Linked DNA regions of Homo sapiens: region 2 is linked to region 1. Evidence: read pairs that join two places in POLR2A ChIA-PET (ENCODE). Cell type or tissue: Panc1. All regions are shown on one strand. Links, peaks and the distances in the headings refer to the core of each region. The heading gives the core; the rest is flanking DNA.

Evidence for each region. ChIA-PET counts read pairs that join two places held together with the same protein. Peaks named below come from ENCODE experiments on the same cell type or tissue, not always from the same donor. Only the 100,000 strongest peaks of a DNase experiment are listed, where the experiment ranks them.
Region 2: POLR2A ChIA-PET joins it to region 1 with 14 read pairs; 3 of 35 experiments call an interaction of 5 or more read pairs at or near these places.

The regions. Positions count from the first base shown.
Region 1 is chr5:180,853,904-180,870,431 of GRCh38, reverse strand. ZFP62 (ZFP62 zinc finger protein) reads left to right here and starts at 9,156. Exons shown (of 2, transcript NM_001172638.2): 1 at 9,156-9,213. The coding sequence starts at 9,213. It overlaps LOC124901155 (a long non-coding RNA gene), which reads right to left and starts at 658. Exons shown (of 2, transcript XR_007059089.1): 1 at 463-658. RefSeq lists enhancers at 8,113-9,019, 9,497-9,576 and a silencer at 8,947-9,396. In Panc1, for the core only: CTCF peaks have their summits at 6,144, 6,343, 9,450 and 9,653; DNase peaks (open chromatin) are centred at 9,071 and 9,501; H3K4me3 peaks cover 1,959 bases; H3K27ac peaks cover 2,078 bases.
Region 2 is chr5:180,647,968-180,664,495 of GRCh38, reverse strand. FLT4 (fms related receptor tyrosine kinase 4) reads left to right here and starts at 14,896. Exons shown (of 30, transcript NM_182925.5): 1 at 14,896-15,008. The coding sequence starts at 14,951. In Panc1, for the core only: no CTCF peak of the experiment used is centred there; no DNase peak of the experiment used is centred there; H3K27me3 peaks cover 1,003 bases.

The DNA.
Region 1 (16,528 bases), core at 4,314-12,313:
GGCTGCACTTTTCAAGTCCTCAGATCCCGCCCCAACATCTTCCGCTTCCCAGGGAGATAGAGAAAGGTGATCCACTCCCCTCAGGAAGACACGGTACCTCCGGGAGTGTGACCACAGCAACACCAATCATGAAAACTCAGATAGTGCATACTGTATGGCGTCATAAGATCTGAGCCTCAAGACTGCCCAGCTGTGAGTCCTGGGACAGTTTTCTTACCCTCTCTGTTCCCCCATCTGTAAAATGGGGATGTATGCAGTGCTGTCATCAATGGGTTATTGACAAGATTCAATATATCAATATGTATGTTCTAAGTGCCTTACATATGCTAATTTAATTTTCACAACTCTGTGAAGTAGGTATTATTATTACCTATATTCCAGATGAGGGAGCAGAGACCAAAGATTACACAACTGCCCAGTCCCATAAGAAACCCAGAGCCCAACACAGATTCAAGAAAATACCTTGGAGCAGGTGCCATTTTTCACCAACTCTCCGTCCAAATTAGGGAAAGACAGCTCCTTTGATTTTCTCCTTTCCCAAGGTCTTATGAAACTGTGAGTTAATCCATGTGTACAAGAGGACATCCAGTTCTCTTTCTTTTAAAACAAAAATTTCCTCCTCCTGCCAAGTTGGCAGAGGCTTGTAAGGGTGGTGTCCTAACAGCCTCCTGTTTGGTCTTGGCACTCTGTGGCTTGTGAACAACAACCAGAGATGAATATATCTACAGGAGGAGAACAAGCAGCTGGGCTTGAACCAGCAGGTGCCCAGGCCAGAGCATTTCAAAGATGTCAAAGATCACAGCCTCAAAACTACCAGCTGTGTGTCCTGGGACAATTTGCTTTCCCTCTCTGTTTCCCCTTCTGTAGAACAGGTATATGTATGTGCATATATATATATATATATATATATATATATATATATATATACACACACACACACACACACACACAGTGCCTTCATCAAAGGGCTGTTGAGAAGATTCAATGTATCTATATATATAAAGCATTTAGAAGAGTGCTTGGCACAAAATAAGCCCCATAAAATTTCTCGCTGTTGTTGATTATCATTTTAGATGTAAGTGTCAGTCAGAACTCCTGACACAGACATCTCCCTTTCCACAGGACCCAGAAATGATAACAGTAGGAGGCTGCTTGCTCCTTCTAGACCTTTTCCCAGGGACTGTGGGTTATCCCTTAAGAGCCTCTGGTAACAGGTTTCTCCAGATTCATCCCACGGTCCCTTCCAGCTCAACAGCGCCACCTGCCACACAGATTTTACACATCCATGTAAAGCTTGAGGGATGAAAGGAAATTGTTGGTGTTAAAGGGCAAGCAGGAAAGAGAACAGCAATTGATGGCCAATTCAAAAGGTGAACTTCTTTAATAAAGAATGTGTTCCCACAATGGACACAAACTCTACAAAAGGTACCGAAAGACTTGATGTAAGGACAGGACAGGCAGTCCCTGGGAGAGATGGCTCAATTGGGTGACACACATGATAGAAGGGTAAAGAAAATTAAACAACCAGACACTATTTGCTGCCTACAAATTTAGAGAAAAAACAAACCTGCCACAACCCAATCCTGGGGAGGTGAGTGAGTAAAGAGCTTTTACTTATAGTTGGAAACTTTATAAATTGAAATACTCCTTCTTGAAGTAGTAGTTTAGCAATCTGATGCAATTTAGGATTATTTATGTTTACATATAATTTTTGAATAAATACTATATTCTCGTGGTTCAAAATGCAGGAGTATAAAGACGATATGCACTGAAAATTCTCCTTCCCACCCTTCTCTTCCAGCCACCCAGGTGCCTCCTCACCGACAGCCCCGGTTAGTGGTTTCTGGTGTGAACTTTCAGGAACATTTTTATGAACATACACAAATATGTACACATTCATTTCACCCTTTCTTATGCAAATTATAACATAGCTTGGCACATTGATTTCTTTATTTCACATGCATCTTGGAGATTTTCCCATACCATTTTATAAAGAGGCCCCTCTTCCTTTTTTATGGCTGAAAGTAGTACATTGCATGCTGTTATGGGTTGAACTGTGTTCCCCCAAAATTCGTATGTTGAAGTCCTAACCCCAGATACTTCCTAATGTGACCTTATTTGGAAACAGAGTCATTGCAGATGTATTTAGTTAAGCCGAGGTCATGCTGGAGTGAGTAGTTTAGGGCCCTAATCCGATATAACTGGTCTCCTTAAAAAAGGGAGAAATTTGCACACAGGCATGCATGCAGTGAGAAGGCTGTGTGTGATGGTAAAGGCAGAGACTGGGTGCTGTGTCCACAAGCCAAGTGTAGCAGGACAAGTCGCAGACAAAACTCCTCAGACACCGGATTAAAGAAGGAAGAGGTTTTTATTCGGCCGGGAGCATCGGCAGACTCACGTCTTAAGAGCCGAGCTCCCCGAAAAAGAAATTCCTAGCCCTTTTAAGGGCTTACAACTCTAAGGGGTTCACGTGAAAGGGTCATAATAGATCAAGTAAGCGTGAGGAACGTGACTGGGGGCTACACACATCAGCTAACAGAACAAAAAGTTTTACAGTGCTTTCTCACACAATGTCTGGAGTTTACAGATAACACCAGTAGTTTTGGTCAGGGGTTATTATTATTATTATTATTATTATTATTATTATTATTATTTTAACCACCAGGGCCAGGTGGTGGCGCCAAGGTCGTCTCGCTATCTTCTGTTTCTTTCCAACTCTGTGCTTTCTCCCTTTTCTCCTGTCTTATAAACTAGGGAAAAGGGGAGGTTGGGGAGAAGCTGGGAAGGACAACAGGAGAAGTGGTGGTCTCCGTCCAAAGGAACACCAAGGATTTCCATCAAACCACCAGCAGCTAGGTACAAAACGTGGAACCGATTCTCCCTCACAGCCTCAGAAGGAACCAAACTTGCTGACACCTTGATCTCAGACATCTAGCCTCCAAAACTGTGAGACAATAACTTGTTCCTATTTAAGCCACATTGTGTGGGGTACTTTCTTACAGCAGCCCTGGAAAACTAATACACGTGAATGTACAATAATTTATGTAATCACGTCTTTAGTTTGGACCTTTAGGTTTTCTCCATCTTTTACTTTAGACACACTATTGTGAATAACCTTTTCACACACCATTTCATGAGTGTGTGACTATACCAGCAGGGTAGACTCGTAGAGGAGAATTGCTGCGGCAAAGAGTACGTGCACGTCCATCCACACCGCACGCTGCCTTCCCTGGAGGTGAGGTCCGTCAACACCCCACCAGCGGGGAAGAGTGCTTTCCCCACCATGCTGTCACCACCACAGCGTGGATCAAACTCAGGATCTTTGCCATTCTAATAAGAGAAAAATTGTATTTCCATGTAGTTTGGGCTTGCATTCTTTTTTATTTTGAATCATTTGTATAAGCTTTCCTGTGAGCCCATTTTTCCACTGGGTTGTTCAGGTTTTCAATTTTGGAGAAGCTCTGTGTATCAGGGAAATTTGCCCTTTGTGATATAACATGCAAATATTTTTTCCCAGTTAGTCATTTGATTTTTTTACTTTTCTTGTAGTGGTTTTGCCACACGGAAGTATTTTATTTCTATGTGTTTGAATTGCTCTATCTTTACTTTTACAGTTTTTGGATTTTGCGTTATAGTAAAAAGGAAAGAAAGAAAACAAAAACCCTCCCTCAGTCCAATATGAGCAAAGCAATCTCCTGCAGTTTTTTTTTTTTCTTTGTAAAATTTTATGGAAGTGGGAGCAGCTGCCAGGATGGTTGGTGTGTGTGCATTTCACAGTTCAGTCTTAGATACACCTGGCATTCATCCTGGTGTAAGGGCTGTGGTTTGAATCCAACTTCATTTTTTCCCCAATGCTTCCCAGCTGTCCCTGTTCTGTCTTTGCCACTAGTTTGAAATGCTAGCTTTACCAGATGCCGAATACCCATGACTGTTTAGGTCTATTTCTAGACTTTATATGTATGTCTCAGAATTATACCAGCTTAATTATTAACGTGCCTTAATAGTGCCTTGCGTCATTCATATTTTTATAGGCATTTTCTAGCTAGAAACAAGCAAGAGTCTGTTAAATTTGTCCATGTGAACTTTAGAATCAGTTGTGGGTTGCCAAAGGAGATTCTATTGCTAGCTTTTATCAGGATCATGACAATTATACTTTACAAGAAATGACTGTTCTGATGTCAAGTGTTTCCATTCATGTGAATGGAACATCCAAGAATCTTTCCATAAGTTTAGTTCATCCTCTATGTCCCCAGGAGCACTGTAAATTTTCTTCATATGGGTCTTGCACGTGAGTCATGAATTCCTGGGCATTTGGTCTTTTGTTTGTTTCTATTGTAAATGTAGTCTTTCCTTCCATTATTCCAACTGTAGTTTCTATATAAGGAAACTTGATTTCTATATGTTAATTTTGAAAACACACCTTACAGCATTCTCGTTTTTTCTAGTTTTTTCAAGTTAATTCTTGTGAGTTTTCCAAAAATGAAATCATATCTGCAAATAAGACAATTACACCTCTGCTTTCCAATGTTTATATTCTGACTTCTTTTTTCTTTGTTTAATCCAGCTGCAATGGGAAATAATAGTACTGATGAGTAACAACCTTGTCTAGTTCTTTACTCTGATTGTTTCCAGTGTTTACCTATTAAGCTTATTAGTGTTTCTAATTCCCTATTGTTCTTATTTTAAGACTCTTAAAAATGTCTGTCTATTGAACCAGTGATTCCTCTTCTTGTCAATTATTCCAAGGAAAATACGATGAAAGCGTTCTGCACGCTACTATCTAAAACAGCACTGATTTATTTTTTAAAAAAGACATACTTAGAAAAAACCTCTGTGAGTTATACAGAATAGTTAAGGAGACTGTAGTTTAATGGAATATCACAGAGAGTAAAAACATGAAAAATGCTAATGTATAATATTATTTGTAAAAATGCTATATAAAAATACAGATATAGTATGATTATGACACTATCTGAAAAACACTCACAAACTGGTGATAGAAAAAAGTTTACTAAGTTTACTAAGTAAGTTTACTAAGTTTACTAAAGTTTACTAAGTAAGAAAATTTACTAAATTATGGGCTGGGTGTGGTGGCACATGCTTGTAATCCCAGCACTTTGGGAGGCTGAGGCAGGGGGATCATTTGAGCTCAGTAGTTCAAGACCAGCCTGGGCAACATAGTAAGACCTTGTCTCTATTTTTTTTAAAAAAAGGAAAGTTTAGGCCGGGCGCGGTGGCTCACGCCTGTAATCCCAGCACTTTGGGAGGCCGAGGTAGGTGAGTCACCCAAGGTCAGGAGTTTGAGACCAGCCTGGCCAACATGATGAAACCCCATCTCTACTAAAAATACAAAAACTTAGCTGGGCATGGTGGTGTGCGCCTGTAATCCCAGCTACTCAGGAGGCTGAGGCAGGAGAATCCCTTGAACCTGGGAGGGGGAGGTTGCAGTGAACTGAGATCGTGCCACTGCATTCCAGTCTGGGCAACAAGACCAAAAACTAGTTTACTAAATTAAGAATAATTTTTCTGTTTTCCAGATTTAACATAATGAACTGATATTATGGTACAGTGGGAGGAGAGATTTTATTTTAAAATAAATTTGCCATTGGGCATGGTGGTTCACACCTGTAATCTCAGTACTTTTGGAAGCCAAGGTGGGAGGATCACTTGAGGCCCAGGAATTTGAGACCAGCCTGGTCAACACAGCAAGACCCTACCGCTGCAAAAAAAATTAAAAAATTAATCTGAGGCCGGGAGCAGTGGCTCACGCCTGTAATCCCAGCACTTTGGGAGGCCAAGGTGGGCGGATCACCTGAGGTCAGGAGTTTGAGACCAGCCTGGCCAACATGGTGAAATCTTGTCTCTACCAAAATACAAAAATTAGCCTGGTGTGGTGGCATGTGCCTATAATCCCAGCTACGTGGGAGGCTGAGACAGGAGAATCGCTTGAACCTGGGAAGCAGAGGTTGCAGTGAGTCGAGGTCGTGCCACTGTACTCCAGCCTGGAGGACACAGTGAGACTCCATCTACAAAAAAAAAAAAATATTTAATCTGGATCTAGTGGTTCACACCTATAGTCCTAGCTACTCAGGAGGCTGAAGCAGGAGGACTGCTTGAGCCCAGGAGACTGAGGTTGCAGTGAGCTATGTGATCACACCACTGCGCTCCATCCTGGGTGACAGAGCAAGATGCTGTCTCTAAAAAAAACAAAAATAAATCTGTGACCAAATTCAATGGCTAAACACAGAGTTGGAATTAAGCCCTATGGGCTTAGCTCAACATTAATTTGTACTTAAACCACTCCAAAGGGAGGTAGATGAGCCAGCAAAGCAAGAGCAAACCCAGACAACCTCACTGCTGCACCTATTGGCCTCCTAGAGCAGTGCTGTTCAATGGAAATGTACTGTGAGCCATGTATGTGACTTCTGATCTTCTAGATGCATTTAAAGTAAAAAGAAACAGGTAAAATTCATTGCAACCATGTATTTGATCTACCCCAATATAGTCAAAATATTATTTCAGCATGTAATCAACATTAAAAATTATTAATAAGATAGTTTACATTCTCTTTTCCTAAGTCTTAGAAATGTGGTGTGGATTTTACATTTACAGCACATCTCAATTCAGACTACCATAAGCTACATGTGAATAATGACTGCCCTACTGAACTCAGCTCTGATGTGTAGATATCTCTAAAAGTGTTAGAAAGGCAAGCATGTGTCTGTGTCTGTGTCTGTGTCTGTTGTCTGTGTGTGTTATGTAGACACAGGCCAAATGAAAGGTGCCTGCAATATAACAAGGCTCAAGGAGGAAAAGCCGTCATCTAAAATCAAAAGGATCCGACAGGCACGGTGGCTCACGCCTGAATTCTAACACTTTCAGAGGCCAAGACAGACGGATCACTTGAGCCCAGCAGTTCAAGGCCAGCCTGGGCAACATAGTGAGGCCCCATCTCTACAAAAAAGACAAAAATTAGTGGGGCTGTTGTGGCATGCACTTGTAGTCCCAGCTACTTGGGAGGCTGTGGTGGGAGGATCCCTTGAACCTGGGAGATCGAGGCTGCAGGGAGCCATAATCATGCCACCCTGACTCCAGCCTGGGCAACAAAGTGAGAGCTTGTCTCAAAACAAATAAATAATAAGATAAAATAAAAAGCATCTGACTCAAGATGATTTATGTGGGTTTCCCATAATCCCTTCCACACACACACCACCTTTCATTGAGCGAAGTGTTCCAACCCAGATATGAATATTTTTCTATCTTGCTGCCTAGAGGTAAAAACCCAGTCTTTGCCTACCATGAACCTTTAAGGGCAGCTTTAATTCTGGAGGCCTGTGAGGACCACCTGAAGCTCCTTCTAGAGCTGTGCTATCCAATAAGGTGGCCATTAGCCACATGTGGCTATTTACATTAAATGTAATTAAAAATTCAGATCCTCAGCAGCACTACCCACATTTCAAGTGCTCAACAGCTGCATGTGTCTCACTATCCTTTGGGGGCAGCTCTAACTCCCAATCCTCTGCTCGCTCTGGGGCTCTCACCTAAAGCTGCAGACCTGGGCCTGGGGCTCTGCTCCTCCTTAGGAGTCGCTGCTGCCTGCTAACTCGCCCAGACGTTCTTCGAGGTGGGTGGGGTTGTGGCGTGAAGCCCAAATGCCGTCAAGGGTCTTATTGCTACAATGAAACGCCCATTCCCTCTACTTGAGTGAACACAGTGTCTCAGCACCCACATGTATAAAAATGAAAAATAGGCGTCGAGCTGATGCCAAACACCGGCTCACCCCAGCAATATGTAAAATTCATTCAAATAATATAAATAATTTGAGCTGTAAAACAAAATCCATCTCATTACAAGTTGTGCTTCCAAAGCACTTCACTTTTTGTCTAAGAATTAACAGTAAACATTTTGAAATATTTATATAATTTTGCTAATAATCCAGAAAATAACACTAAGAAAAAATGTAATCTACTTTCGTTACGGACATATATGCTAGGATAAACAATAAACAATAAAACAATGCATAGAACTATTTTACACTAGGATAAAATTCAATGAGGCACATAGAATGAAAATATTTTTACAGTAGAATAAAAAGCCGGTGAGGGACATAAAAGTTCAAGGAAAAAAACCCTAAAAGATGTAAAACTTATGACTGTTAAAAGTGGATAATACCAAATCTTCAGGGATTTAGATTCCATTGGATACACTTGAAAGCAATTTTGTTCTTAATATTAACAGCATGCCAAAAATATACCCTTTGCAATTATTTAAACTTAATATGAAAAATATTTAGATGTTGCTGTTTTTAAAAAAGGCTGACTATAGCCAATAACTTAGTTGTATATTTAAAAATAAGAATATAATTTGATTGCTTGTAACACAAAGGATAAATGCTTGAAGTGATGGACACGCCATTAACCCTGATATGATTATTACGCATTGCATTCCTGTCTGTATCAAGATATCTCACGTACTCGACAAATAGGGACACCTACTATGTACCCACAAACATTAATTTAAAAAAAAAAAAAAGGTCTTCAAAGTCATTTTAGGCCCTGGGTTTGGAAGCCGACACCGGCGGTGGGGTGGGCAGGGGGCGAGGTCGCTGCCAAGCTGGCGCCCCGGGTGGGAGCGTGGCCCGGTCCCAGGGACGGCTCCAGGGGCGCGCTCCCACTCCGCATCCCCAGTGCCTAACCGGGGGCGCTTCTGGTGCTGACGACCAGGAAGGGCTGGTGCTCTCGGGCCAGCCCCCAACCAGCTGAGAAGGCAATGGGTCCCCAGCCCAGCGCTGTCCTGCGCCCCTCCCGGATTCCCCCATTTCCCGCCAGGCCCCCACTTCCGGGAACGTCCCCGCACCCACACCTGGCAATGAATCACGTGTTCAGGAACCAGGTAGGCAGGTATTTACTTTATTACCTGTGCCCCTCCCCCAGCCTACCCCAGAAGCTAATGGGCACGGAAACAGAAAGCCCCGCCCACGGCCTCCTGGCCGCGCCTGGAGCGCGCGCCCTGCAGCTGGTCCTCAATAAATAGCCGAGGAGGCGCTCCCCTCCCTCCCTCCCGCCGGCGCCGTCGGCCCGGACCATCGAGTCAGTCCTCCAGCGTCCCAGAGAGGGCGCGGAAGTGCCCCAGGGCCGGCGCGGGTTCTTCCGGCCGTGCGGTCCGCGCTTTTGTCCCGCTGGCGGCCGGGTTCCCGCGGCGCCGCCACAGCCAGTACGTGAGTCCGCGGCCGCCCGCGCTCCCGCCCCCGGCCCTTGCCTGCCACGCCCTCCCCTTTTTGGCCGGGTCTTGGCTGCTCCGCGGGTCTCGGGCGGGATGTGGGAGTAAGCGTGCCCCCTCCCCGCACATGTCTCAGTGGGTGCGTTTCTGGGGAGCGGAGGGGAGGGAAGACCTCGGGCAGGCAGAGGGGTGCAGGGCGCGCCCCTGGAACAGACTGGGCTCTGTGTGGGCCACAACTGCGACGTTTGAACGGACCAGCGTCATGTTAGGTCTGCTCAACGTTCCGAGAAGGGCCAGGGCCCCGCTCCGGTGTTCCTCAACTATTCATCCCTGTTTTGGATGGGAGGGGATCCCTAAAAATTAGCGCTTCAAAATACCCACCATTTCGTGCTCCCTCTGCAGTTAAGTTTGGTACTCTAGGACTTGAGAGTGATTGCGAGGGCAGAGAGACCTCTAGGGGTGATCTGATTCGACCTTCTTCCCCTCCGCTCCACCCCACCACCTTTTTTTCTTTTTTTTTTTTGGTCGGTGAGTGATGATGATAAGCTCCCGCTGCAGGTGTGAATAGAGACCCCGGAGGTGCGTCCTAGCCCTCATCTGGGGAAGCGCACCTGCATACAGACGGGTGCACCGGGGAGGAGGCGACCTGCCGCGTGTTCCTGCAAGCAGAAAAGGAGTTAACTAGGTAGGGAGAGGAAGGTCGAAGAGTTTCTTAGACCCAGGGGACAGCCTGCGGGAACCCAGGGGTGGGACGGAAAAGATCACTGGGGAATGCCAGGGCTGGGTGTGCTGCTCTAAGACATTTAAAGTAGTTGGCCAGCAGGAGCATTTCTTTGTGAAAGCTCAAGGCTTAAAAAAAATAATAATATGAAATATGTAATATATTCATATGGCTGGGATATTAAAAATATAAAAAGTTACCAGTGAAAGATTTCTTCCCATCCCGCTTAGGTATCTTCCTAGGCCCTACCCTCTTAGGTAACCACTTTTGTTCCTTTGTATCTTTTCCGAATTTCTGCAAATACTGGCAAATATAACTAGTTAGTTCCCCCTTTTTTCACACAGGTGATAGAAATCCTTCTAACTCCTTGATTCTTTCACTTTATCTTACTGGTCTCTACATGTCAGAACACAGAAGTTGTGTTTTGTTTCGTTTTGTTTTACAGAGCTGTGGTAAGTATTGGATGGGCCATTGTTTGGATGTTTTCGATGTTCTGTCCTTTTTTAGATCTATTCGGGGGCATTTGGGTTGTCTCCAATTTGTTGTTACTTCAAACAATGGTATACTCAATACAGTGTATTAGGGTAGGGATTTTTACAGAAGAAACTAAACAGCCGTTAGAAAATTATTTTTTTACATTAACTCAACCAGTTATTGGCAGATTGTTACATATGACAAGTCGTTATCAAAATCACTGATGTAGAGTGTTTAAAGAACAAATAAGACGTAAGTAGTTCTTCCCTTCTGAGACTTGTCCCTATATTTAGTGTTACACTAGCCTAATAGACTAATTGTGTCAATGACTCCAAGCCAGTCCCTGCCGGGTTTGATTCAGAAAATCAGCCTCCCTTTTAGTATCGCCTTTGCTCACCTCCTCCCCTACGACAACTAGAAATCTCTTCTCCACTACTTGGCATGAGAATGTTCTATTTCAGTTTTTTACTTTAAGGAAAAATCACCTTTCATTCTTATTTCTATATTTAAGCAATAGAACCAACTCACGTTAATCATATACATTCCTAATATTCATAAGACAAATGCAACAGTAGCTAGAACACAAACCATATTCTCTTCTCATCTGCATATCACTTCTCTGTTCCTTAGTCCCATCTTTCCTTTGTACATTTTGCCCCTCCTAGGTACTCTTTGTTCTGGGTTGGTAAGCATTTTGTCACTTTCTCTTGTCTTGTTTCCTTTCTTTGCTCATCTCCAAATCAAAGACAGTATCCAAGGATTTAAGGTGTAGAATCCACGCGTGAACCTTGAGGTGGTAGATTGTCTTGTGGAATATGGTTGGACTCTGCAAATTGAAAGTCGTTCCGGGCTAGTTGCAGTCTGTTAATAGGAAGGGGTTTTCGGCCAGAGCAGGCCACGGCTCCTCTCTAACGAGTTGTCTCGGCTCTTGAAAAGTGGCTCCTGAGTCTCGGAGGCAGAGACAGCAAGAATGTAGGGCCGGTTCTTAACTGTTTGCATTCACTTTTCTAGGCCTTGGCGATAAAGCATGAACAAGAAGCTCGGAAGAGTGCCCAGAGGTTGTTGGTCGTATGTAGTTTGGAAGGAGTGGGTGGCGTTCTATGTCTGACGCTTTTGGCTGATGTAACCAGGCTATTAGACTCATGCTGCGTGTTGAAAACTGGTTAGAAAGGGCTTGTCCATTCAGCCTTTAGAACTTTTAAGAAATTCAGGAGTTTCTGGGTCTTTATATGGAAGAGTTGTGTTTTGGGGGTAATTCCTTACTTGTGTCATCAGGGACACATGACTTAGCTACCAAATCAGTCTTGATTGGATTATAGTGACTTACTCCTGGAACTCCAGGACTCAGTCCTGTCTTGCCTCAATCCATTCTCCCACTGCAACTAGTGTGAGTGATCTTTCTTTTTTTTTGAGACAGAGTCTCGCTCTGTCACCGAGGCTGGAGTGCAATGGCGCTATCTTGGCTCACTGCAACCTCTGCCTCCCAGGTTCAAGCGATTCTTGTGCCTCAGCCTCCCAAGTCGAGTAGCTGGAACTACAGGTGTGCACCACCACATCTGGCTAATTTTTGTATTTTTAGTAGAGATGGATTCACCTCATTGGCCAGGCTGGTTTTGAACTCCTAGCCTCAAGTGATCTGTCTGCCTCAGCCTCCCAATGTGCTGAGATTACAGGCATGAACCACTGCACCTTGCCTGATCTTTTTAAAATATTTTTCTTTTTTTTCTTTTCTTTTTTTCTTTTTTTTTTTTTTTTTTTTTGAGACAGAGTTTCACTCTTCTTGCCCAGGCTGAAGTGCAATGGCACAATCTCAGCTTACTGCAACCTCCACCTTCTGGATTCAGGCAATTCTCCTGCTTCAGCCTCCCAAGTAGCTGGGATTACAGGTGCCCACCACCATGCCCAGCTAATTTTTTTTTTTTTTTTTAGTAGAGATGGGGTTTCACCATGTTGGCCAGGCTGGTCTCAAACTCCTGACCTCAGGTGACCCACCTGCCTCGGCCTCCGAAAGAGCTGGGCTTATAGGCGTGAGCCACTGTACCCGGCCTAAAGTTTTTTTCTTATGAACTTCCATATACCCATCACTTGGATTCAGCAATTATCAGGATTCTGCTGTTTAACTTTTCCCTTTTTAGTTTTTCCTGATTGAAATATTTTAAATTCCAGATTCCATGCCATTTCACTGCAGACTTCAGTCTGAATTTAAAAAAAAAAAAAAAAGGTCTGGGTGCGGTGGTTCACGCCTGTAATCCCAGCACTTTGGGAGGCTGAGACGGGTGGATCCCCTGAGGTCAGGCGTTGGAGACAGGCCTGCCAACATGGCAAAACCCCATCTCTACTAAAAATATAAAAATTAGCTGAGCATGGTGGCACATACCTGTAATCCCAGCTACTCGGGAGGCTGAGGCAGGAGAATCGCTTGAACCTGGGTGGTGGAGGCTGCAGTGTGCTGAGACGTGCCATTGCACTCCAGCCTGGGCAACAGAGCAAGACTCAGTCTCAAAAAAACAACAAAAAAAAAACAAAAGTTCTAACATAGCCACAATGCCGTTATTATACCAGCCTAAATTAGCTCTGATTCCTTGATATTATCTAACAGAGGTGGGCACACTGCTGGGCTTGTGGACTGTTTTTGTATGGCCTACAAACTAAGAATGATTTTTACACTTTTAAAGGAATGCTTAAACAAAAATAGTACTCAGCAGTTCTGTGTGGCCCACAAAGCCTAAAATATATGCTACCTGGTTCTTACAGAAAATGTTTGCCAACTCCAGTTTAATAAAATAAGTAATTTTTCCAAAACGCATATCCAAGTTTGCTACTCCTTTGCCCGAAGCTCCCGAGGATCAAGTCTGGACTCCTTATGGTTGCAGCCCTTGTCTTTGCCTACCTGTCTGATTTTCCCTTTGCCTGCCCCAGATGTCTTCGGGGGGTGAACACCAGTTCCTCTGTACCTGCTCTTCCCTTGGCACTCTTCTCTTCCTGAAGCTATTCCTGTAGTCCATCCCCCCTTTCCCACCCTCCATGTCCTGTATTTGCTTTTTTTTTTTTTTTTTTTTTTTTTTGAGACATAGTCTTGCTCTGTCACCCAGGCTGGAGTGCAGTGGCACGATCTCAGCTCACTGCAGGCTCGCCTCCCAGGTTCATGCCATTCTCCTGCCTCAGCCTCCCTAGTAGCTGGAGCTACAGGCGCCCACCACCATGCCCGGCCATTTTTTTGTATTTTTAGTAGAGATGGGGTTTCACGGTGTTAGCCAGGATGGTCTCGATCTCCTGATCTCATGATCTGCCCGCCTCAGCCTCCCAAAGTGCTGGGATTACAGGCGTGAACCACCATGCCCGGCCGCCTCTGTCATTTTTATCATATGGTTATTTTCCTACCAGACTCTCCTACTAGTCTGCAGGCACCTTGATGGCAGGGCCTTGTCATATCCATGTCTTTGGATAGGAATAGCCCGGGGCCTGGAAAACAAACAGGATGCAGACAATAGTCTTAAGTTCCTTGGGCAACACTTAGCCTCAGAAATAACTGATACCCTAGAATGCATCTCCAGTATTGTTTATAAGGATAACTTAATTATCCTTATGTGTTACATTCTTTGTATTGTCTTTATGTTTTAGCAGCATTTACTCTAGTGCTGTCTTGGTGCTTTTCTGCCTGTGTTTTTGATGGATCTTAGTATTGATTAACATAGATTTCATTTCAAGCCATCTATTTTCATTGAAGATGCATGTTTATGTTAATCCATTTTGATTTCACTCAAGAAGAGGATTGGATGAACTACATCAGGTGACGGGACATCATGCGCCCCAACCCAAACAGAGGGGTTTAAGCAGAGCCAGAACAGGGAGGCCCCTGGCCTTCACCTAGGTTAGAGAGGTAAGTGGCAAAGTGTCTGTGATTTTAGGCAGACCAGGCCAGTCAGCAGCCAGTCTAACATGGAATCCCAGAGGACAGGAAGAAAACGAATAATCCACTTGTCAAAGAAACAAAGGAGGACAGATCAGGCTGAGAATCAGTGAGTGGAGTGGCAGTGAGGGTTGACAGTTGCACAGGCGGCTGGTGCAGAAGGCTTTAGGTGCCACAGTAAGTAGCCTGGGAGAACTTGGCACTGCCCAGTGACTAGGTGTGCATTTTACAAAAATTCTTCACAGTGGTTGGAGAAAGAATTGGGCAGGGATAAGAGTGAAGGTCTAGAAACGATGGCAGTCATGCAGAAGAGAATTTAGAAGGCTCAAACTAAGGCCTTAGCAGTAAGAAGGAGGTGGGGGATGGGGTGGGAGCTTCAGAACTACTTAGGCAATAGAATCAGCGGTCCTAGGGGCTGTTTTGGATGTGGCCAAGGGAAGTAGCCCATTTCTGATTTAGGCAAAAGTGTGGGTGGCAAGGTGGATATGAGGCTCTGTAATTGAGAGGGATCCTGGGCAGAGATGAGGACCTGAGACGGTGTGTGGGAGTGCTGGGAGCCATGAGGGCTCCCAGGGGAATATGTGGAGCCAGGAGAGGAATGTCTCAAGGTGGAAGGAGGGGCCAGAAACATCCAGGGGCAGCAGCGCGGAGGGCAAGCAGCAGCCTGAAGACGCTAATGCAGTGTGGTCTGCGTGGAAGAAATGAGGCATGAGAGGAGTGGGATGTGAAGACCACTTTTTCCAGATACAACAGGCAGTAGGATGGCAAAGCAGTACCTGGAGGGGAAGGTGTAGAAGAGGAAACAAATTTGCTTTCTGATACTTTAAAAACTTTTTGTTTGGTAATAACTTCAAATGCACAGAAAAAATTCAAGAATACGAACAGTAAAAAGATTCCCATCACTCAGATTTACCTGCAGTTAACATTTGACTTCATTTTGTCCTCTTGCTCTCTCTTTCATACATGCAAGTATTTTTCTAAACCATTTGTAGGTAATTATATACATCATGGCCCTTTATCCCTAAATACTTCAGCGTATATTTCCTAAGGATTGGGATAGTCTCATAGATAACTACAGTAAGTTTTCAAATTGAGTAAATTGGAAGTTGATACTGCTTTTACCTAGTCTACCATCCATTTTCCAACTTTTTCAGCTGATGTAATTGTTTTCTATAACAATTTTCCCCTCCGCTACAGATCCAGTCAAGGTCAGGAATGTAATATAGTGGTCAAGTCTCTTTAGCCTTCTTTAATCTGGAACATTTGTACAGCTCTTCTTTGTCTTTTATGAAAATGATGTATTTGAAAAATACAGTCCCCCCTCTTCTCTCCACCCTCTGTTTTAGTAGAAAACATTGTTCGTTTTGGGTTTACCTGGTGATTCAGTTCATGTAATGCATTCTCATAGGTGATGTGTCCTTCTCCCTACTAAAAGCATATTATGTCTATCTGCCCCTCTGGAGGTGTTAAATTAGAACACCTGGCCAAGGCATTGTCTCTCCACTCTTGTATTTTTCCCCCTTGTAAATAATTTAAGCATTATAAATATTTAAGACCATGCGGATATCCTGCTCCTTGTCAGAATTTCCTCCTAGACGTAGAATTCACTGATGATTCTCTCCTGATCCAGTCTTTACTCTGATAGTTGCAGAGTGCTGACTTTTCCAATTCTGGTATTCCTTCTACATTTATCAACCAGCACTCACATTCTGCTGTAAGCAAGAGGCCTCCCTTTCTCCCCTGTTTGTACCTGTGTAGACTCATGAAATCCTATCTTCAGTGGTTTATAATGTATCACTATACTTAGTTATTACGGTGCTTGAACACTGGATGTTCAAGCTGGGTCTTGCAGCGTGTCCCTACCCTTTTTTTGAGCCTCTCTTTACTTGCTGGTATAGCATGATGCTCATCTTGTATGTTTCCTGCTTTCAGCCTGCAATCAGCCATTTCTTTGAGGAGCTCTGGTTCCTTTTAGTAAATAATGGTAATAGTAGACCCAGAATGGGGTACTAGATGTGCTCATTACCACTGGAGTGTTTTGTTTTTTGGGCTTTCAGCAAACAGAACTAGGAAATCAGGAAATATATGCAAATATATGCATACAGCCATACAGGCTTGAATATACATGCATGCACATATATGTGATTTAGAAATCATAAGTTCACACCAGTACTGCAAATTCATCCCAAGGTTCATTTTCGCCT
Region 2 (16,528 bases), core at 5,634-13,633, 210 kb after region 1:
ACAGGCCTGAGCCACCGCGCCCGGCCACCTTCTCCCATTGTTACAAGCCCCTCCCTTGCTGGTAAAGTGACTTCCAGGGGACTTAAAGGACTGGTGACTTTTTCCCCCTTAATTTCTCTCTATTTCCCCTTCTTGGAGCCAGACAATAAAAAGTAGGACATTCAAAAGCAACTGCATATACAGGGGAAATTAGAAAGCTACCAAGCATGCCCAGGGGAAGGCGTAGTTTCAGAAAAGGCCTGAGAAGACCTTAAGGTTACACCTCAAGCTGGTCCTTAGCTCCAAGACAGTCTACAACAATTCCAAAAAAACAAAAAAGCAAAACACAAACAAATACAAAAGCAAAAAACAGCAAACCCTGGAGAAAGGGGAAATTCTGATTTTCAGAGTCACTAAAGTGTTAGATTCAAATGTCCAGTTTTTGACCAAAAAAAAAAAAACAAAACCAACAAGAGTATACAAAGAAACAGTAAAGTATGGCCCATTCAAAATAAAAAATAGACCAACAGGAACCATCCCTGCAAAAGAGCTGGGAGAGGATCCACTACACAAAGACTTCATACCAACTGTCTAAAATATGTTCAAAGAGGCCAGGCATGGTGGCTCATGCCTGTAATCCCAGCACTTTGGGAGGCCAAGGCAGGTGGATCATGAGGTCATGAGTTCAAGATCAGCCTGGCCAAGATGGTGAAACCCCGTCTCTACTAAAAATACAAAAAATTAGCCGGGCACGGTGGCAGGCACCTGTAATCCCAGCTACTCAGGAGGCTGAGGCAGGAGAATTGCTTGAACTCAGAGGGCAGAGGTTGCAGTGAGCCAAGACCGGGCCACTGCACTCCAGCCTGGGTGACAGAGTGAGACTCTGTCTCAAAAAAATATATATGTGTATGTGTGTGTGTGTGTGTGTGTGTGTGTGTTTTCAAAGAACAAAAAGAATCTGTGGAGAGGCCGGGTGCAGTGGCTCACGCCTGTAATCCCAGCACTTTGGGAGGCTGAGGCGGGTGGATCACCTGAGGTCAGGAGTTCGAGACCAGCCTGACCAACATGGTGAAACCCCATCTCTACTAAAAATACAAAAATTAGCTGGGCGTGGTGGCACACTCGCCTGTAGTCCCAGCTACTCAGGAGGCTGAGGCAGGAGAATCGCTTGAACCTAGGAGGCAGAGGTTGCAGTGAGCCAAGATCGTGCCATTGCACTCCAGCCTGGGGAACAGGGTGAGATTCTGCCTCAAAAAAAAAAAAAATCTGTGGAGAAAGTCAAGAAGATGTAAGAACTAAATGGAGGCCCAGGCGCGGTGGCTCACACTTGTAATCCTAGCACCTTGGGAGGCCAACGCGGGTGGATCACGAGGTCAGAAGATCCCGTCTCTACCAAAAAAATACAAAAAATTAGCTGGCCGTGGTGGCGGGCACCTGTAGTCCCAGCTACTCAGGAGGCTGAGGCAGGAGAATGGCGTGAACCTGGTAGGCGGAGCTTTCAGTGAGTCGAGATTGCGCCACTGCACTCCAGCCTGGGTGACAGAGCGAGACTCTGTCTCAAAAAAAGAAAAAGAACAAAATGGAAATGTCAATAAGGAAATAGAAAACCTAAAAAGAGCCCCCCAGAATTCTGGAACTGAAATGCACAATGACTGAGAAGAAAAATTTACTAGAGACGGTTTTCACTATGTTGACCAGGCTGGTCTTGAACTTCTGACCTCAGGTGATCCACTTGCTTCGGCCTCCCAAAGTGCTGGGATTACAGGCATGAGCTACCGTGCCCGGCCTACATTTTTTTTTTTTTTTTTTTTTGAGACAGAGTCTCTCTGTCACCCAGGCTGGAGTGCAGTGGCACAAACTTGGCTCACTGCAACCTCCACCTCCCAGGTTCAAGAGATTCTCTTGCCTCAGCCTCCCAGGTAGCTGGGACTACAAGCGCCCAACACCATGCCCAGCTAATTTTTTTTGTATTTTTAGTAGAGACGGAGTTTCACTATGTTGGTCAGGCTGGTCTTGAACTCCTGACCATGTGATCCACTTGCCTCAGCCTCCCAAAGTGCTGGGATTACAGGTGTGAGCCACTGCTCCTGGTAAACAAAATTTTTAAATGACAGAAGTAAGTCCCTCTTTATCAGTAATTAAGTGTAAATAGATTAAATGCTACAATCAAGAGATTGAAAGGGTAAAAACATGATCCAATTATATGCTGTCTACAAGACACTCATTTTAGATCCAAAGATACAAATTTGAAAGTGAAAAGATGGAACAGGATATTCCACAGAAACAGTAACCAAAAGATTGCCCGTGTGGCTATAGTGATATCAAACAAAATAAACTTTGAGCCAAAAATTGTTAGAAGAGACAACAAAGGACATTAGATGTTGATTAGAATAATAATAATAATAATAACAATAAATGTGACTGGGCATGGTAGCTCATGCCTGCAATTTCAACAATTTGGGAGACCAAAGCAGGAGAATCACTTGAGCCCAGGAGTTCAAGACCATCTTGGGCAACATGGCGAAACCGTGTCTCTACAAAAAATACAAAAAAAAAAAAAATTAGCTGGAGATCGTGGTGCACACCTGTAGTCCCAGCTACTGGGGGGTGCTGAGGACGAAGGATCACTTGCACCTGGGAGGTCGAGGCTGCAATGAGCCATGAGTGCATCACTGCTCTCCAGTCTGGGTGACAGAATCAGACCCTGTCTCAAAAAAAAAAAAAAAAAAAAAAAAAGAGTAAGTACATCAGGAATATATAACAGTTACAAATATATATACCTAATAACTGAGTCCCAAAATATATGAAGAAGCAAACGTCGGCAGAACTGAAGGGAGAAGTGGACAGTTTACAATAATACTTGCAGAATTCAATACCCTACTCACATTAATAAACAGATCAACCAGACAGAAGATAAATAAGGAAATAGAGAACTTTAAAACACAGCAAACCAAGTAGATCTAACAGGCATATACAGAGCAATCTACCCAATCACAGCAGAATATACATTCTTCTCAGGGGTACATGGGACATTTTCCAGGATACAACATATGTTAGGATACAAATTAAGTCTCAAAATATTTTAAAAGATATCATACAAAATATCTTCTCCAACCAGAACAGGATGTAGTTAGTAATCAATAACAGAAGGAAAACTGGAAAATTCACAAATTTTTGGAAATTACACACTTTTAAACGATGAATGGATCAAAGAAGAAATTGCAAGGGAAGTTAGGAAATACTTAGACACAAAGGAAAACAAAACACAACATACCAAAACTTATGGATGGAGCAAAAACAATGCTAAGAGGGAAAGTTTATAGCTATAAACATTTAGATTTTTTAAACCTCAAATCAACAACTTAACGTGATAATTTAAATAAGCAGGAAAAGGACAAACTAAAATCAAAGCTAGCAGAAGATTAAAGATGAGATAAATAAAATAGAGAATAGAAAAATCACAGAGAACATCAACAAAACCAAAAATTAGTTCTTCAAAATTATCAACAAAATCACACACTTTAGCTGGATGGGCTAAGGAAAAAAGGGAGAAGAATTAAATTACTAAAATCAGAAATGAAAGTGAGGCCATTAGTACCAATTTTACAGAAATAAAAAGGATTATACAAAAGCAACATAAGTAATTGTACAGCCACAAATTGGATAACACAGATGAAATGGACAAATTCCTAGAAACACAAAATCAACCAAGACTAAACCATGAAGAAATAGAAAATCTGAACAGACCTATAGTAAGAAAATTGAAACAGCAATAGAAAATCTCCCAACAAAGAAAAGTTCTAGGCCTGATGGCTTTGCCACTGAATACTACCAAACATTTACAGAAGAATTAATACCAATCCTATTCCAACTTTCCCAGGAAATAGTAGAAGAAACACTTCCTAACACATTCTACGAGGCCAGCATGACCTATACCAAAGCCAAAGACACTTCAAGAAAACTGCAAACCAACATCCCTTACAAACATTGATGTAAAAATCCTCAACAGGCCAGGCACGGCAGCTCACACCTATAATCCCAGCACTTTGGGAGGCCCGGGGGGGTGGATCACTTGAGGTCAGGAGTTCAAGACCCGCCTGGCCAGCATGGTGAAACCCCTCTCTACTAAAAATACAAAAATTAGCTGGGCGTGGTGAACATACCTGTAGTCCCAACTACTTTGGAGGCTGAGGCAAGAAAATCGCTTGAACCCGGGAGGGGGAGGTTGCAGTGAGCCAGGATCGCACCACTGCACTCCAGCCTGGGGGACAGAGCAATACTCTGTCTCAAAAAAAAAAAAAAAAAAAAAACTCAAGAAAATACTGGCAAACTGAATTCAGCAGCATATTAAAGAGACTATACATCATGACCACGTAAGATTTATTGCTGGATTGTAAGGATAGTTCAACATGACCAGGCACAGCGGTTCATGCCTGTAATCCCAGCACTTTGGGAGGACAACGCAGGAGGATCACTTGAGCCCAGGAGTTCAAGACCATCCTGGGCAACATAGGAAGACCCTGTCTCTACAAAATAAACCTTTAAAAACAGAACACGCTTTGGCTACGCAGGCTCTTTTTTGGCTCCGTATTAATTTTAGGGGTTTTTTTCTAGTTGTGTGAGGAATGATGGTGGAGTTTTGATGGGAGTTGTACTGAATTTGTAGATTGCTTTTAGCAGTATGGTTATTTTCACAATATTCATTCTACCCATCCACGAGCATGGGATGTGCTTCCATTTGTGTCGTCTAATGATTTCTTTCAGCAGTGTTTTGCAGTTTTCCTTGTGTAGAGATCTTTCACCTCCTTGCTTAGGTATATTCTTAAGCATTTTGTTTTATTTTTGCAGCTAGTGTAAAAGGGGTTGTCTTGATTTGATTGTCAGGCTGGTTAATGTTGGTGTGTAGCAGAGCTGCTAATTGTTTTGTTTGTTTGTTTTTGAGAGTCTCACTCTGTCGCCCAGGCTGGAGTGCGGTGGCACGATCTCTCGGCTCACTGCAACCTCTGCCCCCCGGGTTCAGGTGATCCTCCCACCTCAGCCTCCCTAATAGCTGGGATTACAGGTGTGCGTCACCACGCTTGCCTAATTTTTTTGTAGAGACTGAGTTTCGCCATGTTCCCCGGGCTGGTCTCGAACTTCTGGGCTCAAGCGATCCTCTCGCCTGGGCCTCACGTTGTGAGCCACCGCGCCCAGCCCATTTTACTTTTCTTTACAAGCCGGGGCTCACTGTCTCCCCTGGCTTGGCGGGAAGGCGGCGGGCGGGGGAGGCGGAGAGGTGGGGACTGGGGGGTGGGGGGTGGCGGCGGGGACGCGGGGTGGGGGGTGGCGGCGGGGACGCGGGGTGGGCGAGGACTGCGATAGAGGGAAAGGAGGAAGGGAAATTAGGGGCTTACCGCAGGCAGAGCAGGCTCCTTAGTATAAGAAGGTGGAGAGGAGGAGGGAGGTCCCGGTTCTTTTCCATCCCACGCCCTCCACTTCCCAAGCTGCGAGAAGGAAACAGAAACAGAACACCCAGAGGCGTCCTCGGTTGCTTCTTGCCCTTCCACCACCGTCCAGCAATAAGGCGAGAGGAATCAAGTGCAGGACGGAGGCGGCGGGCAGTCCTAGAAAAAACCACAGACAGGTGAGCTGTGCGCACGGACGAGGCCACCCCCCTGCGGAGCGGCAGGCAGGGCGCGGGGAAGGAGCCGCGCGGCTTCCCGGGCTGGGCCTCTGTCCCTCTGTCCCTCTGTCCCGCTGTCCCTCTGTCCCGCTGTCCCTCTGTCCCTCTGTCCCTCTGTCCCTCTGTCCCTCTGTCCCGCTGTCCCTCTGTCCCTCTGTCCCGCTGTCCCTCTGTCCCTCTGTCCCGCTGTCCCTCTGTCCCGCTGTCCCTCTGTCCCTCTGTCCCTCTGTCCCTCTGTCCCGCTGTCCCTCTGTCCCGCTGTCCCTCTGTCCCTCTGTCCCGCTGTCCCTCTGTCCCTCTGTCCCTCTGTCCCTCTGTCCCGCTGTCCCTCTGTCCCTCTGTCCCGCTGTCCCTCTGTCCCTCTGTCCCTCTGTCCCGCTGTCCCTCTGTCCCTCTGTCCCGCTGTCCGGCGCGCGCAGCACACGCCTCTCCACATGGCCTAGAGTTATTTTTAATGGGTATAGAGTTTCAATTTTGCAAGATGGAAAGAGCTCTGAAGACACGGATGGGGGTGACGTCGGCACAACAATGTGATCATACTTCATGCCGCTGAGTTGTATACCTAAAAACGGTTAAGATGGTAAATTTTATGAGTATTTTACCACAATTTTTAAAATAAGAAATAGAAACTTAAATTAAGAAGCAAAAAACAAACAACCCCATTTAAAAGTGGGCAAAGGACATGAAAAGACACTTCAAAAGAAGACATACAGCCAACAAGCATATGAAAAAGATCCTGGACATCACTAATCACTCCAGCCTGGGGGACAGAGCAAGATCCTGTCAGTGAAAAAGAAAAGAAAGGTCAAATGTCAAATCTATTAAAAAATAACTAAGGCCGGGCGCAGTGGCTCACGCCTGTAATCCCAGCACTTTGGGAGGCCGAGGCGGGCAGATCACCAGGTCAGGAGTTCAAGACCAGGCTGGCCAACATAGTGAAACCCCGTCTCTACTAAAAATACAAAAATTGGCGGGGCTTGGTGGCATGTGCGCCTCTAGTCCCAGCTACTCAGGAGGCTGAGGCAGGAGAATCACTTGAACCCGGGAGGCAGAGGTTGTGGTGAGCCAAGATCTGCCACTCCATCTAAAAATAAATAAATAAATAGGCCTGGAGCGGTGGCTCACGCATGTAATCCCAGCAATCTGGAAGGCTGAGGAGGGCGGATCACGAGGTCAGGAGTTTGAGACCAGCCTGACCAACATGGCGAAACCCGGTCTCTACTAAAAATACAAAAATTAGCCGGGTGTGGTGGTGTGTGTGCTTGTAATCCCAGCTACTCAGGAAGCTGAGGCAGGAGAATCGCTTGAACCCGGGAGGCAGAGGTTGCAGTGAGCCGACATTGCACCGCTGCATCCCAGCCTAGGCCACAAAGTGAGACTCCGTCTCAAAAATAAAATAATATAAATAAATAAAGCTACAATAATTGCTAAAGGATACATTTTATTAAAAGACATTAAGCGCAGCATCAAAACCATAAAACCTGGGAGGAGGAAGAGTAAAAATGGAGAGTTTCTGTATGAGATCAAAATTAAGCTATTACCATCTTAAATTAACTTGTTATAAGATGTTTTATGTAAGCCTCAGGGTAATCACAAAGCAAAAGCCTGTAATAGATGCACAAAAGATAAAAAGAAAAGAACCAAACCATACCGGAGTACAAAGCCATCAAACCACAGAGGAGGAAAACAGAAGCTCTACAAAACAACTAGAAAACAATTTAACAAAATGGCAGGAGTAAGTACAGGCCTATCAATAACGACCTAAAATATAAATGGATTAAATTATCTCAAAGACGTAGAGGGGCTGAATAAATAAAAAGGCAAGACTCAATTCTATGCTGCCTCAGCTCAGCTGTAAGGACACAGGTAGACCGAAAGTGAAGGGGTAGAAAAAGATATTCTATGCAAATGGAAACTAAAAGAGAAGAAGAGTAGCTATACTTATATCAGACAAAATAGACTTGAAGTCAGAAAGTGTAAAAAGATACAAGCAAGGTCATTATATTATGACAAAGGAGTCCATTCAGAAAAAGGATATCACAATTACAAATATAAATGTACCCAATACCAGAGCACTCAAATGTAGAAAGCAAATATTAATAGATCTAAAGGGAGAAACAGACTGCAATCCGATGATAATAGGGGACTTCAACACCCCACTTCCAGCAGTGGGCAGACGATCCCAAGAGAAAATCAGTAAAGAACACTGGAGTTAAATCTATACTCTAGACCAAATGGACATAACTGATATTACAGAACGTTTCATCCAACAGCTGCAGAATACACTTTTTTTTTTTTTTTGAGACAGAGTCTCGCTCTGTTGCCCAGGCTGGAGTGCAGTGGCCTCCCAGGTTCAAGCAATTCTCTTGCCTCAGCCTCCTGAGTAGCTGGGATTACAGGCACATGCCATCACGCCCAGCTAATTTTTTGTATCTTTAGTAGAAACGGGGTTTCATCATGTTGGCCAGGCTGGTCTCGAACTCCTGACCTCATGATCCGCCCGCCTCAACCTCCCAAAGTGCTGGGATTACAGACATGAGCCACCGCCTCTGGCCAGAATACATATTCTTTTTTTTTTTTTTTTTTTTTTTTGAGACAGAGTCTCGCTTTGTCGCCCAGACTGGAGTGCAGTGGCGCGATCTCAGCTCAGTGCAAGCTCTGCCTCCTGGGTTCAAGCAATTCTCCTGCCTCAGCCTCCTGAGTAGCTGGGACTACAGGCGCCTGCCACCACGCCCTATTTTTTTTTTTTTTTTTTTGTATTTTTAGTAGAGACGGGGTTTCACCGAATACACATTCTTCTTATCAGCCCATAGAATATTCTCCAGGATACACCATATCTTAGGCCACAAAACAAGTGTCAACAAATTCTAGCAAATTGAAATCAGATCAAGTATCTTTGCTGACCACACTGGAATAAAACTAGAAAATCAGTAAGAAGAGAATTTTGGAAACTGTACAAATATGTGGAAATTAGACGTGTTCCTGAATGGTCAAAGGAGAAATTAAGAGGGTAATTTAAAATTTTACTGAAACACACCAAAACCTAAGGTTGCCGCAAAAGCAGTACTAAGAGGGAAGTTTATAACAATAAGCTCCTACATCAAAAAAATAGAAAAATTTCAAATAAACAACCTAAAAGTACACCTCAAAAAAACAAGAGCAAACCAGACCCAAAATTAGTAAAAAGGAAAGACATAATAAAGATCAGAGCAAAAATAAACAAAATAGAGACAATTTTTTAAAAGATCAACGAAACAAAGTTTTCTTTTGACAAGATAAATGAAACTGACAAACCATTAGCTAGACTAATTTAAGAAATACAGACGAGGCTGGGCGCAGTGGCTCACGCCTGTAATCCCAGCAATTTGGGAGGCCAAGGCGGGCGAATCACCTGAGGTCGGGAGTTCGAGACCAGCCTGACCAACATGGAGAAACCCCATCTTTATGAAAAATACAAAATTAGCCGGGTGTGGTGGTGCGTGCCTGTGATCCCAGCTACTCACGAGGCTGAGGCAGGAGAATCACTTGAACCCGGGAGGCAGAGGTTGCGGTGAACCAAGATCGCGCCACTGCACTCCAGCCTGGGCAACAAGAGCGAAACTCTGTCTCAAAAAAAAAAGTACATTCTTTCAGTCCTTCCACGTTCTTCTGCCTGCTTTGTTCTAGCCGTGCTGGCAGTTGATTAGATGGTGCTCACCCAGACTGAGGGTGGGTCTGCCTCTCCCAGCCCACTGACTCAAATGTTCATCTCCTTTGGCAACACCCTCAGACACGCCCAGGAACAATACTTTGCATCCTTCAATCCAATCAAGTTGACACTCAATATTAACCATCATATATATTAAAAATAAAAACGAAGAGATATTCCATGTTTATGGATTAAAAGAAAGTTGGTTTGCCCCAAATTGGTCATAGGCTAATTGTAACTCTAATCAAAATCCCAGCATATCATGTATGTGTGGAAGCTGATTAAAAATAAGTCTAAAATTTAAATGAAAATTCAACTTGTGAAAAATTCCAAAGTCACTTTTGAGGAACAGGTTGGAAGGACTTACGCTTCCAGATATGTAGATTTTTATATAACTAAGATAATGAAGATATGGTACTATTGAAACCGACTCAATAGTCCCATAGATAGTTTTTTTGGATAAATGTAGAAATGGACGCTTCTGGTCTTAAAGCTTGAACCTTAAGTTTGTTTTAGCTGAGTTCCTTCCTCAGGAAACAACCTTCAGTCCTCTAAAAAAATAAAAAAATAAAGTATCAAAGAACTGAGAATCGCCAGATCTCCACATCCAGACAATGATGCTGGACCGTTCATTCATCATGACTGCTTCCTTGCCCCTCCTTAGTTTTTGTTTTGTTACACATTGTTTCATTTCTTCCTTGCTATGTAAAGCCCTGGTTTTAGTTGGTCAGGGAGATGGATTTGTCAGCCACAGCACCTGATTAAAACGTTCCTCCTTGACAATACTTGTCTCCTCTGTCATTGGCTTTCTGTATGGTGGGCGGCCGGACCTAGACGGAACCTGTGATGTTTTGGTGACAGTATCAGTACAAAAATAGACAAAGCTGAGAAAATGAACCATTCCGTGTAGATCGTTAATGTATGACTGAGGGGGAGCTAGAGAAAAGTGTAGAAAGCATGACCTTCTCATCATGGTCATGAGATAGCAAGATACCTTTTTTTTTTTTTTTTTTGAGACGGACTCTCACTCCGTGACCCAGGCTGGAGTGCAGTGGTGCAATCTCTGCTCACTGCAAGCTCCGCCTCCCAGGTTCACGCCATCCTCCTGCCTCAGCCTCCCGAGTAGCTGGGACTACAGGCCTCCGCCACCACACCTAGCTAACTTTTTTGTATTTTTTGGTAGAGACGGGGTTTCACCATGTTCGCTAGGATGGTCTCGATCTCCTGACCTCGTGATCTGCCCACCTCGGCCTCCCAGAGTGCTGGGATTACAGGCGTGAGCCACAGCGCCCGGCCAGTAGCAAGATATCTTTACGGGGTGAAAGACAGAAACTCGACACATGCACCTACTTTACGCTACACAGAGAAGGCAATTCCAGGGCCCGCAGGTCTAAATATGAAAGAGAAAATAAAACATTAAAATTTATAAGTGATAAAAAATAGTAAATATCTTCATGACATCAAGATAAAGGTTTCTTTAAAAGAACACAAGGCCGGGCGCAGTGGCTCACGCCTGTAATCCCAGCACTTTGGGAGGCCGAGGTGGGCGGATCACCTGAGGTCAAGAGTTCATGACCAGCCTGGCCAACATGACGAAACCCCATCTCTACTAAAAATACAAAATTTAGCCAGGCATGGTGGCACACGCATGTAGTCCCAGCTACTCGGGAGGCTGAGGCAGGAGAATCGCTTGAACCCGGGAGGCGGAGGTTGCAGTGAACCGAGATCTTGCCACTGCACTCCAGCCTGGGCAACAGAGCACGGCTCCATCGCAAACAAAAAATAATAGTAATAAAATAATGAGATAACACAAGTAACACCAGCCATAAGGAAACCAATTTGTAAGCGTGCTGTGTTAAAATGAAAATCTTCTGTCTTCATCCTGCCTCCCAAAAAGAGAGCATTACGGAAGTGAAAATTCAGACCCCGAATGAGAGGAGATGTGTAGCACAATGTACCCAAGTTCCTTTTCCACAGATGGCCTTGGCAGTGTCTGCCATCCCACATGCTCTTCTGCATGTGACCTTGCCTCTCTCTAATAATTGTGGGGAACATGTCCCCTAGGCAGGCTGTGACTTCTTCGAGACTATCTAGTTTCCACCTAGTTCTCTTGGATAGTCACTCTGGGGAAGCCACCTGCTACACAAGAACTTCAACTAATGTGGGATTGTCATGCTGGAAAGACACCGAATGGGCGCACTGGTTGGCAGCCCCAGCTGAGCTTCTGGACAACAGCCAGCACCGACCACCAGGCATCCAACCCAGCTAAGTAAGCCCTTGTCAAATTCCTGACTCTCAAAAGCATGAGCAAAACGAAATAGCTGCTGCTTTGCCCCACAACATCTTGGAGTACTTCATTATACAGCAATAATAAAGGAACTGATAAAAGACTCATATGCAGAATATATAAAGAACTACAAATCAATAAGAAAAAGACAGATGGGGAGTCGTAAAGAGCAAAAGACTTGAAATCTAAATGGCCAATTATAAAAATGTGCTCAACCGCAATGGTAATTAAGGAAAAGCTAATAGATCAGGCATGGTGGCTCACCTCCGTTAATCCCAGCACTTCGGGTGACTGAGGCGGGTGGATTACCCGAGGTCAGGAGTTTGAGGCCAGCATGGCTAACATGGTGAAATCCCGTCTCCACTAAAAATACAAAAATTAGCTGGGCATGGTGGCGTATGCCTGTAATCCCAGCTTCTCCAGGGGCTGAGGCAGGAGAATTGCTTGAACCTGGGAGGTGGAAGTTGCAGCGAGCCAGGATCGCGCCATTGCACTCCAGCCTGGGAACAGAGCAAGGCTCTGTCTCAAAAAAAAAAAAAAAAAAAAAAAATAGCTAATGAAACCGCAATGAGATGCCAATGCAAACCAACTAGAATGGCCACATTTTAAAAACCAAAACTGACAATACTGTGGGTAAAGGTGTGCGGCAGCGGTAACTGCTTACGCTGCCATGATCATGCAAAATGGTACAAATCACTTGAAAAAATACTTGGCACTGGCTACCAAAGTTGAAGACAGCATGTGTACACCAGGAAACACATACAAGAGTGTTGTGGCAAAAGTTGGAAACTGGTAACCACTCAAACTTCCATTAATAGTAGATGGACAAATTGTGGTGTATCCTACTGTGGAAAACTATGCAGTTACGAAAATGAGCAAAGTATAGATCATCACAGCAATATAGATGAATCTCACTAATGGTGTTGAGCAAAAGAATATAAATGGTATGAAGGCACTGAGATAAAGTGGAAAAAAAAAACAACAAGCAAAATGTGAGCTAAACTGTAGGGACACAAACACACAGAGAGGAGTAATAGACACTGGAGACTCCAAAAGCAGGGAGGGAGGGCAAGAGGTAAGGACTGAAAAATCACCTTTTGGGTAGAGTGTCCACTGTACAGGTGACGCGTACACTAAAAGCCCAGACTTCACCTGTACACAATATATGAATTAAGAAATCTGCACTTATGTCCTCTAAGTATACTTTAAAATTTTAAAAGCACATTCTGGCTGGATGCGGCGGCTCATCCCTGTCATCCCAGCATTCTGGGAGGCTGAGGCAGGTGGATCACTTGAGCCCAGGAGTTCAAGACCAGCTTGGGCAACGTGGCGAAAACCCAGCTATGCAAAAAAGTCACTGGGTGTGGTGGCGCACATCTGTGGTCCCAGCTACTTGGGAGGCTGAGGTGGGAGGATCATTTGAGCCCGGGGGGTGCTGAGGCTGCGGTGAGCAGATATCATGTCACTGCACTCCAGCCTGGGTGACAAAGTGAGACCCTGTCTAAAACAACAACAACAACAAAAAAAAAACAAGTATATTCTGGGCGGGGCACAGTGGCTCATGCCTATAATCCCAGCACTTTGGGAGGCTGAGGTTGGCAGATCAGGAAGTCAGGAGTTTGAGACCAGCCTGGTCAACATGGTTAAACCCCCATCTCTACTAAAAATACAAAAATTAGCCGGGCATGGTGCCGGGTGCCTGGAATCACAGCTACTCAGGAGGCTGAGGCGGGAGAATTGCTTGACCCCAGGAGGCAGAGGTTGCATTGCAGTGCAGTGAGATCGTCCCACTGCACTCCAGCCTGGGCAACAAAAGAGAGACTTTGAGAAAAAAAAAAAAAAGTACATTCTGAAAAAAAAAGCAAAACATATATTTTGATGATAAAATGATAAACAAAAGCAGGGAAATGATAATGCCAGGGTAGTGGGCATCTTCTGGGGTTGGTGAGGGGTTTGTGATGGGAAGTGAGGGGATGTGGGGATGTCATTCTACATCCCTTGGCCTGGAGAATGGAAACACAGGTATTTGTTGCTTTAAAATTCAGGTTTATAATATGCTGATATATTATGTACTTTCCATAAGTGTGTTACATCTCATAATCTTTCAAAGCTAAAAAAAATCAATATATGATTGATAAATACCTAACTTCATGTATCGCTTGGTTACCTAGTTTCCCCAACCTTATTTGTTAAATTATCTACACTATCCGCACTGATTTGTGATTCCAGCTTAATAATATAGCCACTTCTTACCTGGATTGGAGAGAGCTGGTAGTGGTTATTGAAAATCTACTCTTGCTTTTTGGCGAGGATGAAAGGGCTTTGGGGGGCGGGGGTGGGGGGATGGAAAATGTGAATGAAACGAAAAGCAGGGAAGGAGGTTGAGACAGTCATGGTCATGGGCTTCATTATTAAACAGGAAAATTCTAGAGACAAACTGAAAAGAGAACGGAAGTCTGTAAGAGGGTTGCCAAGTCAGAAAGCAAAAGCAAAGTGTCGCTTTATTAAAAAGGTGGGGGCGGGTCCTGATTGAGCTGAGAACAAAACATCTGGGGGAGTTCTAAAGCTAGGAGGCCAGGCCTGCAGGGAGGGGGTCGGTCATCCCGGGTGTCCCGCTCACGGGTGCGGCTTCCGTCGACACTGTCCGTCGACACTGTGCAGGTAAACACTGCTGAACGGGTTTTGTTTTTGCTTTTTTTTTTTTTTTTTTGGCTCCCAGACTGGAGTGCAGTGGCGCGATCTCGGCTCACTGCAACCTCCTTCTCCCGGGTTCAAGCGATTCTCCTGCCTCAGCCCCCCCGAGAAGCTGGGATTACAGGCGCGCACAACCAAGCTCGGCGTATTATTTTATTTATTTGCTTGTTTATTTTTGAGACTGGGTCTCCCTATGTTACGCCGGCTGGTGCCACTATTTTCAAAGATGTAACATACTATTTTTACAAGGATTGCTTTCTTGTTTAGTCTAGATTTTACCGATGGAAAGAAAGGACGGAAAAGAGCGCGTGCCGCATTTTGCTCCCCTTTGCCCACCAGGCTCCATCACCTCCGGAGCGCATCGCGAGACCGTCTGCGTTACCCGCGTCCCCGCGCCCGGAGCCGCCCAGGAGGGGGCCCGGACCCTGTGGTGCGGAGCGCGCACTGCTCGGGTGCACCGGACGCCCCGCGGCGGGCTGGGAGGGACGGGGGGAGGGGGGCGCGGGGAGCGGCCTGAATCCCGGGCCCGCCTCCGGCCCCCGCCCCGCCCCGCCCCGCCCCAGGCCAGCCGGCGCCCGCGCGGACACTTTCAGCCCCGAGCCGCGGCCGCTCGGGTCGGACCCACGCGCAGCGGCCGGAGATGCAGCGGGGCGCCGCGCTGTGCCTGCGACTGTGGCTCTGCCTGGGACTCCTGGACGGTGAGCGCGGCGAACGGGCCACCCGCCCGAGCGTGGGGCTGGCCGGGGAGGGGGTACCGCGCACCTGGGGCGGGCGCTGAGACCGCTCCGCCGGGTACGGGCGGGGGACACGGTGGCCCTGGTGCGCGGACGCCTGAGGGGAGCACGGCGCTTGGGGCGCGGGACCTCGGGATGAGGAAGGGGCGGGCGGGGACCGCAGCCGGGTCAGGGCCAGGGCGGCCGGGCCGCGCCTCGGCGCAGGGGTAGCTCTCCCGGCCCCTGAATCCGCGTCTCCGTCGGTGGCTCCGCGTCCTCGGAGCCGGGCCCTGCCGGGCTGCGCGCTGAGCCCGGATCCTTCGCGCCCTTACTCGCTTCCCCGCGGGGTCCCCGCGCCGCGCCGTCCCGACCCACGCGCGCCGGAGATCCATCCCGGCCGGGCCCCGGACTTGGGTGCGCACTTCCCGACGCCCAGCGCCTCCGCTCGCGGTCGGTCCCCCAGAGGGCGCTCGAGGCGGGCTTCCCCCTCCCCGTGGCCGGCGACGGCGGGGACAGGGGCCGGGGACCACCGCGCGCCCGAGGCGGACGGGTGCAGGTGCACGCTGGCACTTGAGACGAATCTTGAGGAGGCGAATCGCGGGCTGTCAGCGCCGCAGAAGGGGCGGAAGGCCAGGGGTCCCCGGATTTGAGGGGACAGGGGCCTCGAAGGCCAGCTGAGGAGCAGAGGCCCCCGCGGGAGGGTCCCCTGCACAGGAGAGGCGGGGTTCGGTTTGTGTTGGGATGTGGCTCTGGCGGGGAGAGACGCAGACCTGAAGCGGAGGCGGAGGGGTTGGAAAGAGGGACTGTGGGGGATGAGCGGGCGGCAGAGGGAGTGGATGGAGATGTCAGGGAGGAAGCTGAGAAGATGAGCTGGGAGTCCCCACGGAGCTGGTGTCCCTGGAAATCAAAGGGTGTAAGGGCGGGGTCAGGGGTTCCAGTGTCTGAAGCCCTGAAGTCAGCGACGGGGACCTCAACATTTCTGCACGCCATAGGAATTAAATACTGGCTTTACATGCTTGTAATTCTCACAGGGAGTGTCAGACCCATTTTACACATGGAGAAGCTTAGACCAAGGACATGTGTCACTTCCCCAAGGTCCCCAGGAGGCCCAAAGTAAGCCTGACAAAGCCTGCCTTTGCTCACCACCTGTATGTCCACTGGCTGAAGGGCAGAGGACAGGAGAGGGGGCAGGTCTGGCTCAACCAGGGGAGGAGGGAGGAGAACATCTATCTGGGCCTCCGAGTCGGGCAGGCCAGATCAGGGCGCTGCCCTTGGCCCTCCTGGACCCAGCCCAGGACCAGGCTCCCACAGGTGCTCAGGATGTATTTGTCGAGTGGCTGGTAGACCTTGGTTGGACTGCAGGGCTGTAGAATGGGAGACGCTTATCCTGGAGGAGACATGGGACAGGCACCTGGGCGCAGTGTCTGAGCTGGGCTGAGTAGCTGGAGAGGAAGAGAGAGACCCGGGAGGGGAACCCTGGAGGAGGGGCCCAGAGGGCAAGGGGG